Regions from separate parts of the Homo sapiens genome. Here region 2 is linked to region 1. Evidence: chromatin contacts called from ENCODE Hi-C or POLR2A ChIA-PET data. All regions are on one chromosome and are shown on one strand. Each heading gives the region's core, a stretch centred on a gene start or an enhancer-like site at or near the end of the contact. The rest is flanking DNA. Distances are from core to core; before and after follow the strand shown. Region 1 overlaps LITAFD (LITAF domain containing). Region 2 overlaps USP7 (ubiquitin specific peptidase 7).

What was found. A loop is a pair of places that touch in the nucleus more often than their neighbours do. ChIA-PET counts read pairs that join two places held with the same protein, here RNA polymerase II (POLR2A). Pooled maps may share reads with other maps.
Region 2: a map of thyroid gland shows a loop between it and region 1 (3-fold over the local background). The contact joins two enhancer-like sites. A Hi-C loop is called at or near these places in 6 of 168 maps with a recorded cell type or tissue (B cell, CD4-positive, alpha-beta memory T cell, GM12878 and 3 more), 30 of 37 single-sample maps with no recorded cell type and 12 of 50 pooled maps. POLR2A ChIA-PET finds 5 or more read pairs at or near these places in 7 of 52 experiments (BJ, GM12878, OCI-LY7 and 4 more).

What each region holds. Positions count from the first base shown.
Region 1 is chr16:8,883,276-8,890,384 of GRCh38, forward strand. It overlaps LITAFD (LITAF domain containing), which reads left to right. Exons shown (of 4, transcript NM_001395433.1): 2 at 1-11; 3 at 1,048-1,190; 4 at 1,912-2,075. The coding sequence starts at 1,081. The coding sequence ends at 2,020. Among named protein-coding and RNA genes, the nearest start is that of LITAFD, 4.5 kb to the left of the region's middle. RefSeq lists a silencer at 3,059-3,198 and an enhancer at 4,641-5,483. Within about 2 kb of position 5,081, at least 6 of the 41 ENCODE cell types and tissues checked have a DNase peak (open chromatin) inside an H3K27ac peak, as active enhancers do.
Region 2 is chr16:8,920,906-8,928,113 of GRCh38, forward strand. It overlaps USP7 (ubiquitin specific peptidase 7), which reads right to left. Exons shown (of 31, transcript NM_003470.3): 3 at 2,310-2,508; 4 at 252-390. Among named protein-coding and RNA genes, the nearest start is that of USP7-AS1, 38 kb to the right of the region's middle. Within about 2 kb of position 3,531, at least 3 of the 41 ENCODE cell types and tissues checked have a DNase peak (open chromatin) inside an H3K27ac peak, as active enhancers do.

The sequences.
Region 1 (7,109 bases), core at 3,831-6,330:
AAGTTGTTCAGGTAGGTGAGTGCCCCTGCCGGCCTTCCCTTGTCGCTTTCTGTCCCCTGCTCGGAGCTGCCCAGAATATTCTCTTTCCTGACCTCTGACCAAGACTCTGCCCAAACAGCACATCCTCTGGCAAGTTCTCCTCCCCTGACCCCGTAGCTGTGGGACCCCGCAGCTGGCCAGCTGCCCCTGCTCCCATGCTGGCTGTGTTGCCAGTGGCCACCGAAGCATCTCTCTCCAGAGGGAAATCACTGGTGGATGGGGCCTGTATACAGTAGGCACTCAGGAAATTTTTATGGAGTAGACTCCCGTTCTCTACTCTGCAAACACACCACCCCTCAGGCCACAGAGGAGGGGAAGGCCGAGCCCCCCAGGTGGGGCCTGGGTTTTGGGAATTTAAACAAATTTTCCAAGGAATTCTCAGGCAGTCTCCAGATTCAGAACTGCTGGGTTGGATAGATTCCTGGAGGGCACAGTGAAGATGACGTCACCATTGAAAAGCACCCTTTAGGTCAGGTGCGGTGGCTCAGGCCTGTAATCCCAGAACTTTGGGAGGCCAAGGCAGGTGGATCGCATGAGGTCAGGAGTTCAAGACCAGCTTGGCCAACATGGCAAAACCCCATCTCTACTAAAAATACAAAAATAAGCCGGGTGTGATGGCACATGTCTATAGTCCCAGCTACTCAGGAGGCTGAGGCAGGAGAATCGCTTGAACCCGGGAGGCGGAGGTTGCAGTGAGCTGAGATCGCACCACTGCACTCCAGCCTGGACGACAGAGTGAGACTCCGTCTCCAAAATAAAAAGAAAAAAGAAAAAAGCACCCTTAGAGCCCACTGGAAACCCCACTTCCAGCTAAGAACACTTCTTTCCTTAGTTTCCTCCAAACCGGGGTGGGGGAGCCACACCACACCCCCACATATCAGGTCCCCAGTCTCCAGATCCCAGCATCTCCCCATCTCAGGTGAGCACCGACAGCCCATGGGAATTGAGAAGCCACAGGGGTCCTGGCCCCGGGGGGTCCCACCTGCTTCCCGCTTCCCACTCCCACAGCTGTATGCCGGCATGTCCGTGGTGGGGACGTCCATGCCGGTGCAGGCCGTGTGTCCCTACTGTGGAAACCGCATCATCACGGTGACGACCTTTGTCCCGGGTGCCCTCACCTGGCTGCTGTGTACCACCCTCTTCCTGTTCGGGTGAGTGGCCGCCCCTCCGCCGCTGCAGAGGCCTGAGCATTGGTAGGGGTGGGTCCGGGTGGGTCCCTGCAGGGTAGGGGGAGCTTTCGGGGAAAATAGCAGGACCAAGCATAGGGGAGGCCAGTTGGGTGGGGCCATTACCTCCTTGAGAGGAGGCGGCAGCCCTCTGACCCAGGGACCTCCCATGAGAACAGCAGGGAGTGGAGGGGTGAGTGATGCCTACAAAGCAGCCAGCTTAGGACACCCACGGCAGCTGCTGCTGTCACCAGCAGCCAAGAGCTTGCGGGTTCAGGATGGCTCTTACCTCTCAGCTGTGGAGTTTTGAAACACACAGAGGGGCCAGGCGCGGTGACTCATGCCTGTAATCCCAGCACTTTGGGAGGCCGAGGTGGGTGCGTCACTTGAGGTCAGGAGTTATAGACCAGCCTGACCAATGTGCTGAAACCCTGTCTCTAACTCTATTAAAAATACAAAATTAGCCGGGTGTGGTGGCACGTGCCTGTAATCCCAGCTACTCAGGAGACTGAGGCAGGGGAGGCAGAGGTTGCAGTGAGCCAAGATCACGCCACTGCACTCCAGCCTGGGATACAGAGTGAGACTCTGTCTCAAACATACACACACACGCCCAGGCCCCTCCCAGACTCTGCCTGGGTCCCAGGTGCGTCCAGCGTACAGTGAGAGGTGGCCCCGCTCACGCCCAGCCTCCGCTCCGGGGCTGCAGGTACGTCCTGGGCTGCTGCTTCCTGGCATTCTGCATAAGGAGCCTAATGGACGTGAAGCACTCGTGTCCCGTGTGTCAGCGCGAGCTCTTCTACTACCACCGCCTGTGAGCCCCCAAGAAATAAATGCCAGGGGTGCCACCTGGGCACACCCGTGTCTATGTCCTTACCTTCTGCTCTGTCAGCCCAGGAGATTGGGTGGCCGCTGGTGCTCTGGGAGCCCACGTTGAGTGTGTGGGGGCCGCGCCGTCCTGTCCACCGTTCACCCTCTTTTGACTCCTTAGAGCCACAGTCCATAGTTCAGCCCCATCTTTCTGGGCTCCCTCCCATCAGCTCAAGCCTCTGCCTCTTTGGGAAAACTATCTCCCTGCAACTCCAGCCGGAAGGAGAGACCTGTTCTCCCTGATAGCCACATCCTCACCCACTGCATGCACCTCAACCCACAACCGGGCTTACTCTGGGCCCTGCCACTGCCTTCTTGACCAGTGGCTCCGTTGCTAAGTGCAACATCCTACGTGCACTTGCTCCTTCGCTCCTACCTGACTGGGTTCTCTGTAGCCCTTGGCACTCTCCCTCCCTTCCCCAAAGACCCCATCTCCTGGGCTGCAGCAGCTCTCCAGCCCCTGCTGGTGGGTTTGTCACTTGGCCAGTGCTCCTCAGGGTCTGGCCTTGGCTCCTCCTGTCACACCCGATGCTTCCGTCGCCAGCTCCTGCATCCCACCCACAACCTTCTCCCTAGGATGCTTGAGGCCCTGCAGAGCCAACAGGTCTCACAGTAACTCCCTCCTCTCTCTTCTCCTGGGCCTAGTAGCTGGGACAAGAGTGGGTGGCAGTGCCCCCTCCAGGGCAGCCCTTCAGTCCTGTCCTTCTTGCCCTGCAGTGATTCATTTCCTCTGCTTTATCCCCTCCTTGAAGGAGGCAGCAGCCCCGGGTTTCCCTATCGAGAGTCTCTCCTGCTCCTGCTGTTCTCCAGCAGCCAGTGGCCGGCACTGAGCCGGTGATTCTTGTGGGTGAGGATCTGGAATTGCTCGGACTATGCCCGACACCTGCCGACAAAGTGCCTCTCTCAGCCCAAGTCCACATGCTTCCCCTGGGGCCCCTTGAGGCCATCTGTGAGCTGGCTCCAGCTCCCCTGCCCACCCCAGCCAGATAGGACCGAGTGCCACTCCCTCACCACCCACCCGACCTCCCCAGGCTGCTCCCAGCAGCGTCCAGCCCTCCAATCAGCCCCTGCCCTGTCAGTCTGGTCACCCGCTCTCTGGTGTGTCACTTTCCCCAGGTGGTTTGTGAGGTCTTGGCTCGCCTCTGTATCCCAGGGCCTGGCGGGGACAGGCGGGTTATAGAAGCTAGGATGGGGCAAGTCTGCCCTGATCTGTCTGGCCTCCCACCAAGAGGTTTAACCCTTAAGACTCCCGTACAGCTGCAGCCTTACAGGACTCCCGGCAGAGCTGCTGTGGAGGAAGGTGGACATTAACAAGCCCCAAATAAGCTGATGAATAGGACCCCTTTCAGGGTCTGCCTGCAGACACGGTCAGGAGGGGGACGACGGGGTAGAGGAGAATCCAGTGTCACCACTAAAGGACTTAAATTTTGCAGAATAGGCTGGGCACGGTGACTCATGCCTGTAATCCCAGCACTTTGGGAGGCCAAGGTGGAAGGATTGCTTGAGTCCAGAAGTTCTAGACCAGCCCGGGCAACATAGCAAGACCTCGTTTCTACTGAAATGCGGGGCCGGGGCATGGTGATGAGTGCCTGTAGTCCCAGCTACCTGTGGGGCTGAGGTGGGAGGATTGCTTGAGCCTGGAAGGTCGAGGCTGCAGTGAGCCCTAACCATGCCACTGCACCCCAGCCTAGGTGAAAGGGTCTCAAAAAGTTAATAAATTTTGTAAAGTAGAAATATTGTTCTACTCGTCATGTTTTCAAATAAGATGAATTTCACAGAGGGGAGAAAAGAAGTAAGGGAAGAATTGGGGGAAGAAGTAATTGGGAGCTGGGGGCACGTGAAGCCGTCTTCACTAAAATGTGGCTGGGGGAGCTGTAAGGCTCACACCGATGGGGTATTGACCCATTATTGCCCCAACCTACAGATGCGGAAGCTGAGGCTGAGTAACTAGATCAGCGCTGGAGACATAGGTCTGTCCTCAGGGTTCAGCATCAGGGAGGAAGGCACAGAGGTGAGGGGTGCATGTGTGTGTGGCTGAAGGCCTGGAAGGAAGGGTGTGTGTTTATGTGTGTACGCGCATGTGTGTGGCTGAAGGCCTGGAAGAAAGGGTGTGTGAATGCATGTTTGTACGCGCGTGTGGCTGAAGGCCTGGAGGAGGGGGGTGTGTGTGTGTGTGGCTGAGGGTCTGGGTGTGTGTGTGTGCACGTCTGTGGCCAAAGGCCTAGAGGGATAGAAGGGAGCATTACCTGTCTTCCATCATGTGGTCTTCAGCAGGTAGAGGTTCCGGGAAGCCACAGGTCAGGCAACAGCCATCTTGGCCAAAGCCTGGCATGATGGGGCTGACAGGTCCTTAGGTCACACCAGCCCCGGGGAAGGACAAGTTCTGGGACAGGTTTCCCTGGAGTAAAATGCCCCAATGCCTGTGCCTTTGCCACCACCCAAAGGCCTGGCTAAATCGGGAGAACAACTTCCCGGTCCACACTAGCTGCAGGCCCCAGAGCCTTCATTTCCACTTCAGAGACTCAGCAAGATTTTTAGGGTTGGATGGTGAAGTTTCTGACACAAATTAGGCAGCTAGTACCTGGGAACCCCAGTAAGTCCCTGAAGACAAAGGAAGCAACCTCTCATTTGTAATAAATGAGGACACGGGCACCAGGTCAACATAGGGAGACAGAAAAGCCCCTGGTGGACGAGGCGGGTGGTCATCCATCCAGGATCTATCTCAAGGTGAGGCGTGAGGGTCTCACCTAGGACGAGGGCCCAGCCACCGGGCTTCCACCATCCAGAGGGAGAGATTTGATGGCTCTGCAGAGCAGCCAGGCTGTGGCAGGCGACAATCGGGGGCTGCTCGGTCTTGCTGGCAAGGCCCATCTACAGCCTGAACCCTCCATCTGCAGAGTTCAGCTGGAGCCTCTCGTTCTGATTCCACCCAGACTGTTGTCTTTCACTCGGATTCCCAGATGGCTCCAGAGACATGAGCGCCTGCAGTCCAGGGACAGTGTCCAACCACGGCCAGGCTCTGCTCACTCAGTGTGGACTGGCTGGGTGCCAGGTCTTCCTCAGTCACAGGAGAGCTTTCATCGGCCTGAGTCAGTCACCATTGTGCCTTCAGAGGTGGCCAGGTCCTTGGCATGGCTGCAAGCTTCTGCTATGACTCTATGGATCAGTCCCCAGGCCTTCTGGATGCAGACTGCCCCGTGTTAGGAAAACGTCACTTGCCAACTCTTAGAAATAGGACAATTCGTATAGAAAATCCAGGATTTTCAGCTTGGCGAGGTGGCTCACCCCTGTAATCTCAGCATTTTGGGAGGACAAGGCGAGAAGATCACTTGAGCCCAGGAGTTTGAGACCAGTCTGGGCAACCTACGGAGACCCTATCTCTACAAAAAATTAAAAAATTAGCCGGGCATGGTGGTAACACCTGTGCTGCCAGACAGTTGGGAGGCTGGGGCAGATAGATCGCTTGGGCCCAAGAGGTCAAAGGTGCAATGAGCCATGACTGCACAACTGCACTCCAGCCTTGGAGATGGGGTGAGACCCTATCTCAAAAAACTAAGACAAACAAAAATACACATTAAAAAAAAAAAAAAAGTCGAGGCTTCTCAAGTTCCGCTGTCTGAAGGTGTAGGTGCAGAGGAACTGGGGTCTTGAGAGGCTGCCAAGTGGGGCGGGACTTCATCTGTCCCTTGGCCCAGTCCCCTGGAATACCCCCAGACCCAAGCCTCGGGGTGTCTGCAGTCACTGCCTTAGACAACAGGACCTGAGCCACTGTTCTAAGCCTCTCGGTGTTCATGTGTCTGAGGCTTTGTCCCAGGGAAGCCTCAGGTTCTCCTATGCCAAGACCTTGCCGCAGGGCCAGGCTACGGCAGGGCCGGGGCTTCCTTCTCCTGCACCCCTTTCCCTGACCCCTTTCCACGCCCAGGGCCGGCCTCTTCCCCAGCTTCGGGGCCTGTCAGAGGGGCGGCCCACCACTGGCAGATGAGCTTGGCAAGTTGCTGAACCCTCATTTGAAACTGGGGACAGCCCCCATCCTACCCCGCATGGAGGGCTGAGCTAGGGCTACCTGGAACAGGGAGGTGAGGCGGGCAGCCAGTGGGGGTCTGAATGCCTGCTCCACACTGAGCAAGGCTCAAGCCCCCATGGCTCAGGGTTCTGGCCTACTTTGGGCCACCAGACGCCTCGCTGCTGACCTCTCAGGGCTGGCTCACTGTGCACAATGGTTATCACAAAGGGTTTCTTGCTACTGTCCCTCCTAATTAGCCGGAGGCAAGAGTCAGAACAGCCCCCACCCCACCTTCTCACAGGAGCCCAATGGGCAGGTGTGGCACTGGCACCAGCTCGTGGGCAGAGTTCGCTGGTGGCTGGTGGCCTTCCTCACAATGCCACCCATACCATTTCCCTACTGGAGTTCTCAGCTCAGCCAGGGCAGAAAGATGCGCCAGGTGCACGTGGCCTCGAGCCACGCCCTGTGGGATAAAGGCGTGGAGGGGCCATCAAGGCCAAGCTGGGAACCTTGAGCAGCTCCTGGACTAACCCTCACCACCAGGGAGGGGCTGGCCTTAACCACCTTTCTCTGCCTCCTCGCTGCAAAACCAGCTTTGCAGCAATGAGCTTCAAAGGGCTGAGTGATGCTGAGTACGGGTGGGGAAGGACAGGAGGTGCCAGTCTCTTACTCCTGGGCACTGGACTTCAAGGGTGGTCTGAATCCGTAACTTCTTCCCTCTCCCAAGTTGTCCACGTGCTGTGCAGGCACTGTGCTGTGAACCCCCAGATCCAGTCATTGACAGGTGGCAGCATGTAGGGGGTCAGTGACCCCTTGGAGCTGATGGGAGGGGGCCTCCCTTTGGAACCTGCAGTTTTGCTCACAGACCATTCATGGCCTCCAGCTCCCAGGCCTCACTCAGTTAAAGGCTGCGAAACGTAAGTCAGCAGAAGATGCACAGGCACCCATCTCCCCCAAAGCCAAGACGCAGGGATGGGGAAGTCTGTCCTTAACTGTTCTCACGCAGAAAACCAATGTCCCGAAGGCTTTAGGGA
Region 2 (7,208 bases), core at 2,281-4,780, 36 kb after region 1:
GTCTTTTAAAGGAAATTTAGCCCACTGGGAACTCCCTTTGAATGTCTGACTAAAAAGTGAGACGTGAATCCAGAAAGCTGCTAAAAACGTAAGATACGAAACTGGAGAAAACATGTTTTCAAAGACACTTGTCCAATTTAGAAAGTAAAAATCTGACTCTAAAATCAATAAAGGACTTGAAAAATCAAAAAGTTAAGGGAACAACAAGCAGTAATGCACCAATTGTTCAGACTAAATACACTGTTACTTACACTCCAGGCCATAAAATTGGAAAATCCCCAATCATTTTCTTTATGGAAGAACAAATGACTAATACGACGACTGAACGACTTTTCATCATCTCTGTAATTTATTATCTTCAGCACTGCTTGTGCATGGCAAGACCATGACCTGTTTAAAAGAATAATCTGAGCCTTAGTTGACATTATTTACCAGATGTTATACATTTTTAAAGACAGTAAACATAGCACACCAAAATTCCCATTTATGATTTCATTGCTCTCTCCTTTCGGGTTGGGGTTAAAGGTAGGATGGAGGCATTTTTACCTTTAATAGAGAAATGGGTGTTTGGGGCTCCCCCAGTGTATTCTGTAGTGATTTCACTCATGGTTTCATTTTTTAATTCCTTAGAAGTTGAAACAAATTTTCTTTCATTGTATCTATACAATTTTGACCTCTGCTTCTACTGCCGATATAGGGGTCACCTCTCAGCGTTGCTCCTGCCCCTACAGCCCTTCAGTGCCATGCCTCTCGAGCTCTCCTAGGATGCCCTCCAGCACATGCTGGGGGAAAACCAGCACCGGGGAGCTCTGTGGCCTTAGAGCTTGCTGTCCTGCCCCGGCATCGACGAATTCACGATGAGGCACAAAATTACAACCACAAGAGAACTACTGTACCTGCAGTGAAGTGTGGGGTGGACCACAAAAGGGCCTCTAGATCCAGGTTCAAAAACCATACATACAGCACTTAAGCCAAAGAAAGTTAAGGTTTGCGATTTAAGTGGGGCCTTATCAATCAAAGCTGCAACTGAGCCCTGAAATGGTTTGACTCTTCAGGACAAGGGTAGGACAGTGCTGTTCCCACAGCACTTCCTGCTTGCTCGGGACGCTGACACTGGGTATGGACCATTCACTACTTTTCCAAAGTGCTTCAGGCTAAAGTTGTCCATCGGACTAAAACAAACCTAGCCCAAATACTCATCAGATCACATCATAATGTGAACAGAAGAGGACAACTTTAACCATCCACAGGCCCTGGCTGCATCATAAAATTACCTTAAACATTAAAGAAAATGAAAGTACGGCCAGGTGCGCTGGCTCACGCCTGTAATCCCAGCACTTTGGCAGGCCGAGACAGGCAGATCACCTGAGGTCAGGAGTTCGAGACCAGCCTGGCCAACATGGTGAAACCCCGTCCCTATGAAAAATACAAAATTAGCTGGGTGTGGTGGCACACGCCTATAGTCCCAGCTACTTGAGACGCCGAGGCAGGAGAATCGCTTGAACCCGGGAGGTGGAGGTTGTGGTGAGCCAAGATCAGGCCACTGCACTCCAGCCTGGCGACAGAGTGAGACTCTGTAAATTTTATTCCCTGGGGGATCTGACAGAACAGCCAGAGTCAGTTCACTCTGGGGAACATGTTACTGAGGGTTCCAAAGGGCCACTCTGTGGCGTGGCAGGGAGACTAGGACAGGTGCAGTCCAAGTCAGCAGCTTCCCCTGGTTCCAACTGCAGACAGGTTGACAAAGTGGTCCGTACTCCCAGAATCAACTGGGTTTTTGATAAAGGGTGAATTAATTTTCTAATTCATCTAAATAGAAGGACCATCAAGATTTCTCAGTTTTTGGACATTTCATAATATACATGAATGTTTAAATGTTCCTCAAGTCAGAGGGCCATGTTGTATAAATCCTTCACAAAGTATGTTTTACTTGTACTTTCTGAACAACCCGTACAAATTAGCTATCACACAATGGAAAGGATGTCTGGCTCTGACAGCTGCCATTTTCTGCTCAGACAGTTACTGACAGAGTAAGAATTAAGCCTGGTGGCTCAATGGTCAGCTAATCCAGGCCGGCCCTGATTCCATGGGCTGGTAGATTCTAACAAACTATTTTTAGTTTTTTCACTTACAAGATAAAAATATACTTTTCTAGCTTGGATATTATACATATACCAGTGGGTTTTAAAGAGAAACACGTATTTAATCTAATTTAAAATCAAAAGGCTATGTAGAGGCAGCAAATAACTTAAGATAAAATTGCACTAGGCTGATCAAATTTGGCTTCCAGTAATGAAATACTGTCTTACGTGGAATCAGATTCAGCATTGCACTGGAGAAAGAATCCTACGCTTTTTTGGTGTGGTCTGTCTGGATAAAAGCGTGGCATCACCATAATCTTCCATGGCAGATTTCGCACAAAACACGGAGGGCTAAGGACCGACTCACTCAGTCTGCTGAAGCGCTCCACAGTGAACTGAAAGGTTGCCTCGGAGCGCCAACTGGTGTCTGCAAAAAAAACACATCATCAGTCACAGAGCCTGTGCATTGACCAAAAGCACTAGCATTAATCGACATGGAGTAAACTGTTCTATACATCCTGATTTAACTGCTAAAACCTAACAGTTTGAAAAAATTGCTTCCAATTTATTAAAACCCGAAGACTGAGATAACATACAGTTTCTGAATGGATTAATTCTTCCTTATGAAGTCCAAAACTCAGAGTGCTAACCATACACTTGCCATCCCTGTCAGACTGAGTTCCACATGAGAACAATGTCTACTTTACTAAAGCTGAATTCCCAAGGACCCCAGGCACCAAGTGAGTGGAGAGACCTTGGAGAGAAGGAACGACATGGCTCATATCTGTTCAAGGACGGGACTTCTGGGGGTAAAGACCACGACATGGGACTTGGGCTGACTTTACAGAGCACGGAACACACAGGCAGGACTTGAGAGCCAGGGAAACAGCCATTCCCCTGGAAGCTCAGCACTGCTCAGAGGCAAGACAAGGGCTACAACAGTAGCCTGATAATAAATGCTAACCTCATTGGTTCACGATTTTTGCAAAAATACTAGCCTGGACACCCTAGGGGGAATAATTTTTTTTTTAAGAACTGGTATTTTTTCCCACATGAGTAGTATAAATTGTTAAATGATAACAAGACCAAAGGCTGATTTAAGATATTTAAGTTTCTGACAACACAGTGCCTCTTAGCAGAGGTCCAACTGAAGGTCTCCATTTAAAATTCAATCTTTCACTGATGACAGTGACTATTCATTTGCATGTGGCCATCGGTCAATCACCTTTGACAAACCCTGCAGCATCTTACTGCTTCCCAAACGACTCCTGCGAAGGCACAGTCCTCCCACACCCACACCAATCTGTTATTGACCAATACTTTTATAAAGCATCATGAAATTGCCACAGCAAAGTCAACATGCTACACAAGCTTCTAAACGCTTCCTTTCACTTTCTGTACCTATCTCATTATAGTCTGCACACAGCTCACTGACTGGCAGGAGTCCCAGGGCCACACCAAGGGCCAAGCTCTACAGGCAGTGCCTGGAAGGCTGTTCCCGGCTTAGAATCAGGTGCTATTTTGACATCCCTGACCACCAGGCTCCTAAGGCACAAAATGAGACTTGTAGGCTTGGGTAAAGAGTGCCTAAGAACATCCTCCCATCCTTCATCTTCAGGCCCCTGAAGGCAGTCACCATGTCATCCAACAACCCTTCAGACTCCAAAGTTCACTAACAACTGAGTTCTCAGCATCAGCCACTTCTCAGGGAAGAGAATTTGCTTGAAGTTTCTGACTGAGTTTGGTCTTAAGAAAACATGTCCATCAGTCCTCCTGGGAGGGTAGTATTGAAATATCAAAAGCATGTGTGACGGTAAGCACTTCTACCTTCTTTGAGACACTCTTCATCCCAAATTATTTTATTTCACATAACCCTGCTGAGTTGCTTACAGCACAGGAACTTTGGAAGGAAGAGCAGCTGAAAGAGGCGCATCTTGTCCAAAATAATTATTTATTTGAGCCTCTTCAAGTGGTATTCCCCTAATCCTTTTGAGGATAGAAGTCTACTAAAAGGCAAGAAACTTGTTTAAGATAATAACGTCTAGAATGGCGTGGTGGAATAAGTTTTGCCATGTGCTTTTAGGATCATGCAATTCACAGCTGATCAGGAGTTAAGTTCTGCAAGGTAGACAAGAGACAGATGTCAATTCCCACATTTTAGGTGAGGAAATGGAGGTTCGCCGAGGCTGTTTTACAAAGTGACAATAGAGGATTTTAATATCCAAGATTTGTCAAGACACTATGCACAGTGACCTGACTCTGGTTTTTAAAATTCCACTCCTGGAAGTTACCATAACACACACAAAACACAGGCCTCAACAAAATGAGACTACTAGCTTGCCCGCTTTATGAAGCCCATGTATACAGAACTGCACAGAAGCAACCAAATGGAAAATCACTGCAGGACCTAAAAAGCTGAAAGAAACAAGGTTATGCCTCTTTTCCAACCCATCTATTTTATATAATTCAGCTCTTTACAGGGTTTGATTTTATGTATACAAAATCAATACATATTGTAAGTGCTTTTGGAACTTTCACCCTATACATTAAATTTTCCAAGGTACTCCTTAAACATTAAAAAGACCCAAACAATGGTGAGACTCAGAATTGAAGTTTGCACTTGGTTCACCTGCTGCCCAGCCCCGCAGAGGCCACCGCGCATCCGTCTCTGTGCCCCCGAGTGTGGCACTGCCCTGACACACAGTGGTTAGTTCACAATTAGTGCACTGCACACTCGATTTCAGCCTCACACTCAAGGCACATTTCTTAGAACAGACTTATCAAATCTGCAAGCACAAAGTTTAGATGACACTTCGGGTGTATTAAAATTTCACCTCACTTCCTGAAAACTCTTCATACTAGCAGAATAATTGAAAACTTTTACTAGGCCAGGTGCGGTGGCTCACTCCTGTAATCACAGCACTTTGGGAGGCAGAGGCGGGTGGATCACGAGGTCAGGAGATCGAGACCATCCTGGCTAACACGGTCAAACTCCATCTCTACCAAAACTACAAAAAATTAGCCGGGTGCAGAGGCTGGCGCCTGTAGTCCCAGCTACTAGGGAGGCTGAGGCAGGAGAATGGCGTGAACCCGGGAGGCGAAGCTTGCAGTGAGCTGAGATCGCGCCACTGCACTCTAGCCTGGGCGACAGAGCGAGACTCCGTCTCAAAAAAAAAAAAAAAGAAAATTTCACTAAAAAACAAAAGGTCGGCCGGGCGCGGTGGTTCGCGCCTGTAATCCCAGCACTTTGGGAGGCAGAGGCGGGCGGATAACCTGAGGTCAGGAGTTTGAGACCAGCCTGCCCAACATGGTGAAACCCCGTCTCTACTAAAAATAAAAAAAATTAGCTGGGTGTGGTGGTGCACGCCTGTAATCCCAGCTACTTGGGAGGTCGAGGCAGGAGAATCGCTTGAACCTGGGAGGTGGAGGTTGCACTGAGCTGAGATCATGGCATTGCACTCCAGCCTGGGCAACAAGAGCAAAAAACTCTGGTCTCCAAAAAAATTCAAGATAGGAGGGCCAAAAAAAAGGAGAAGTGGACTTGGAAATTAGCTTTCACAGATACGGCCAGCCAGATTGTCCTCCTACGAGGAATTACATGAGACTCAGTGATGGAGATCTTTGCCCAAGAAAATAGTTAACAGTACACTGGATCCTATGTATTATTTTTTTGCAACTTCCAAGTATGCTAGGTATTAGCAAGGACACCCACATTCACTGCAAAATTAGCACTTCATGCACAAAGACTCCAATCTGCCTGGATGCCACTAACATTAGCAGACCACCATTTCATTACCGCATGCTTCTTTTTACTGTAAATGACAAAGCAACAAACTTCTACAAACTGGTGTCACCACAAATCCTCAACCAGATTCCTTGATAACTCTCACTACCTTCCAATCTGGCCCCTGGAGACTCTTGTACCAGGGGCAGGGACAATTACCTACAGCACGAAGTTCCCACTGTGCACTTTGTTACAGCAATTTTATCCTCCCAGGGCAAAGGCCAATAGACCAGCCTGGGCTTCAGTTGCAAAAAGAAAGGTAGGCCGGGCGCAGTGGCTCACGCCTGTAATCCCAGCACTCTGGGAGGCCGGGGTGGGCGAGGCGAATCATGAGGTCAGGAGTGCGAGACCAGCAGCCTGGCCAACATAGTGAAACCCCGGCTCTACTAAAAATACAAAAAATTAGCCAGGCGTGGTGGCAAGCGCCTGTAGTCCCAGCTGCCTGGGAGGCTGAGGCAGGAGAATCGCTTGAACCCGGGAGGCAGAGGGTGAGGTGAACCGAGATTGCGCCACTGCACTCCAGCCTGGCCAAAAAGAAAAAAAGAAAAAGAAAAAAAAAAAGAAAGAAAGTTAAAGAAAAACAGAATACTTCAGATTTTTGAATCAGAAAGGTTGGTATGAAATTTCTCCAAATGGTGCTGTTGCAGTGATTTTAGCAAACTTCTGCTCTTCATTCTAATACAACTTCTTGCAAGTCCTAGTCAATCCCCACAAATTAGTTTCATGGAGAACAACATTCTAAATCTAGATCCATCTAGATCTTCAGAGGCCGTATTTGCTCTAAAACTTCCTTGGTGGCTCACACTTGTAGTCCCAGTACTTTGGGAAGCCAAGGCAGGTGGATCACCTGAGGTCAGGTGTTCAAGACCAGCCTGGCCAACATGGTGAAACCTCGTCTCTACTAAAAATACAAAAATTAGCCAGGCGTGGTGGCATTTGCCTGTAATCCCAGCTACTCGGGAGGCTGAGGCAGAAGAATCGCAAAAACCCAGGAGGTGGAGGTTGCAGTGAGCTGAGATCTTGCCACTGTACTCTAGCCTGGGCGACACAACAAGAACCTATCTCAAAATAAAATAAAATAAAACTTCCTTGGGCCAAGTGCAATGGGTCATGCCTATAATCCCAACACATTGGGAGGCCAAGGCAGAAGAACTGCTTGAGCCAAGAAGTTCAAGACCAGCCTGGGTAACATAGTGACATCCCATCACTACAAACAATTAGCCACACATGGCGGTACTTCCTTGGTCATCTCATGAAAAATAGTGAATAAGGAACTAAAAGTAGAATGAGTAGATACAGTAAAAGATAATTCTGATACTTGCCCGAAATTCTATGTTAACAGG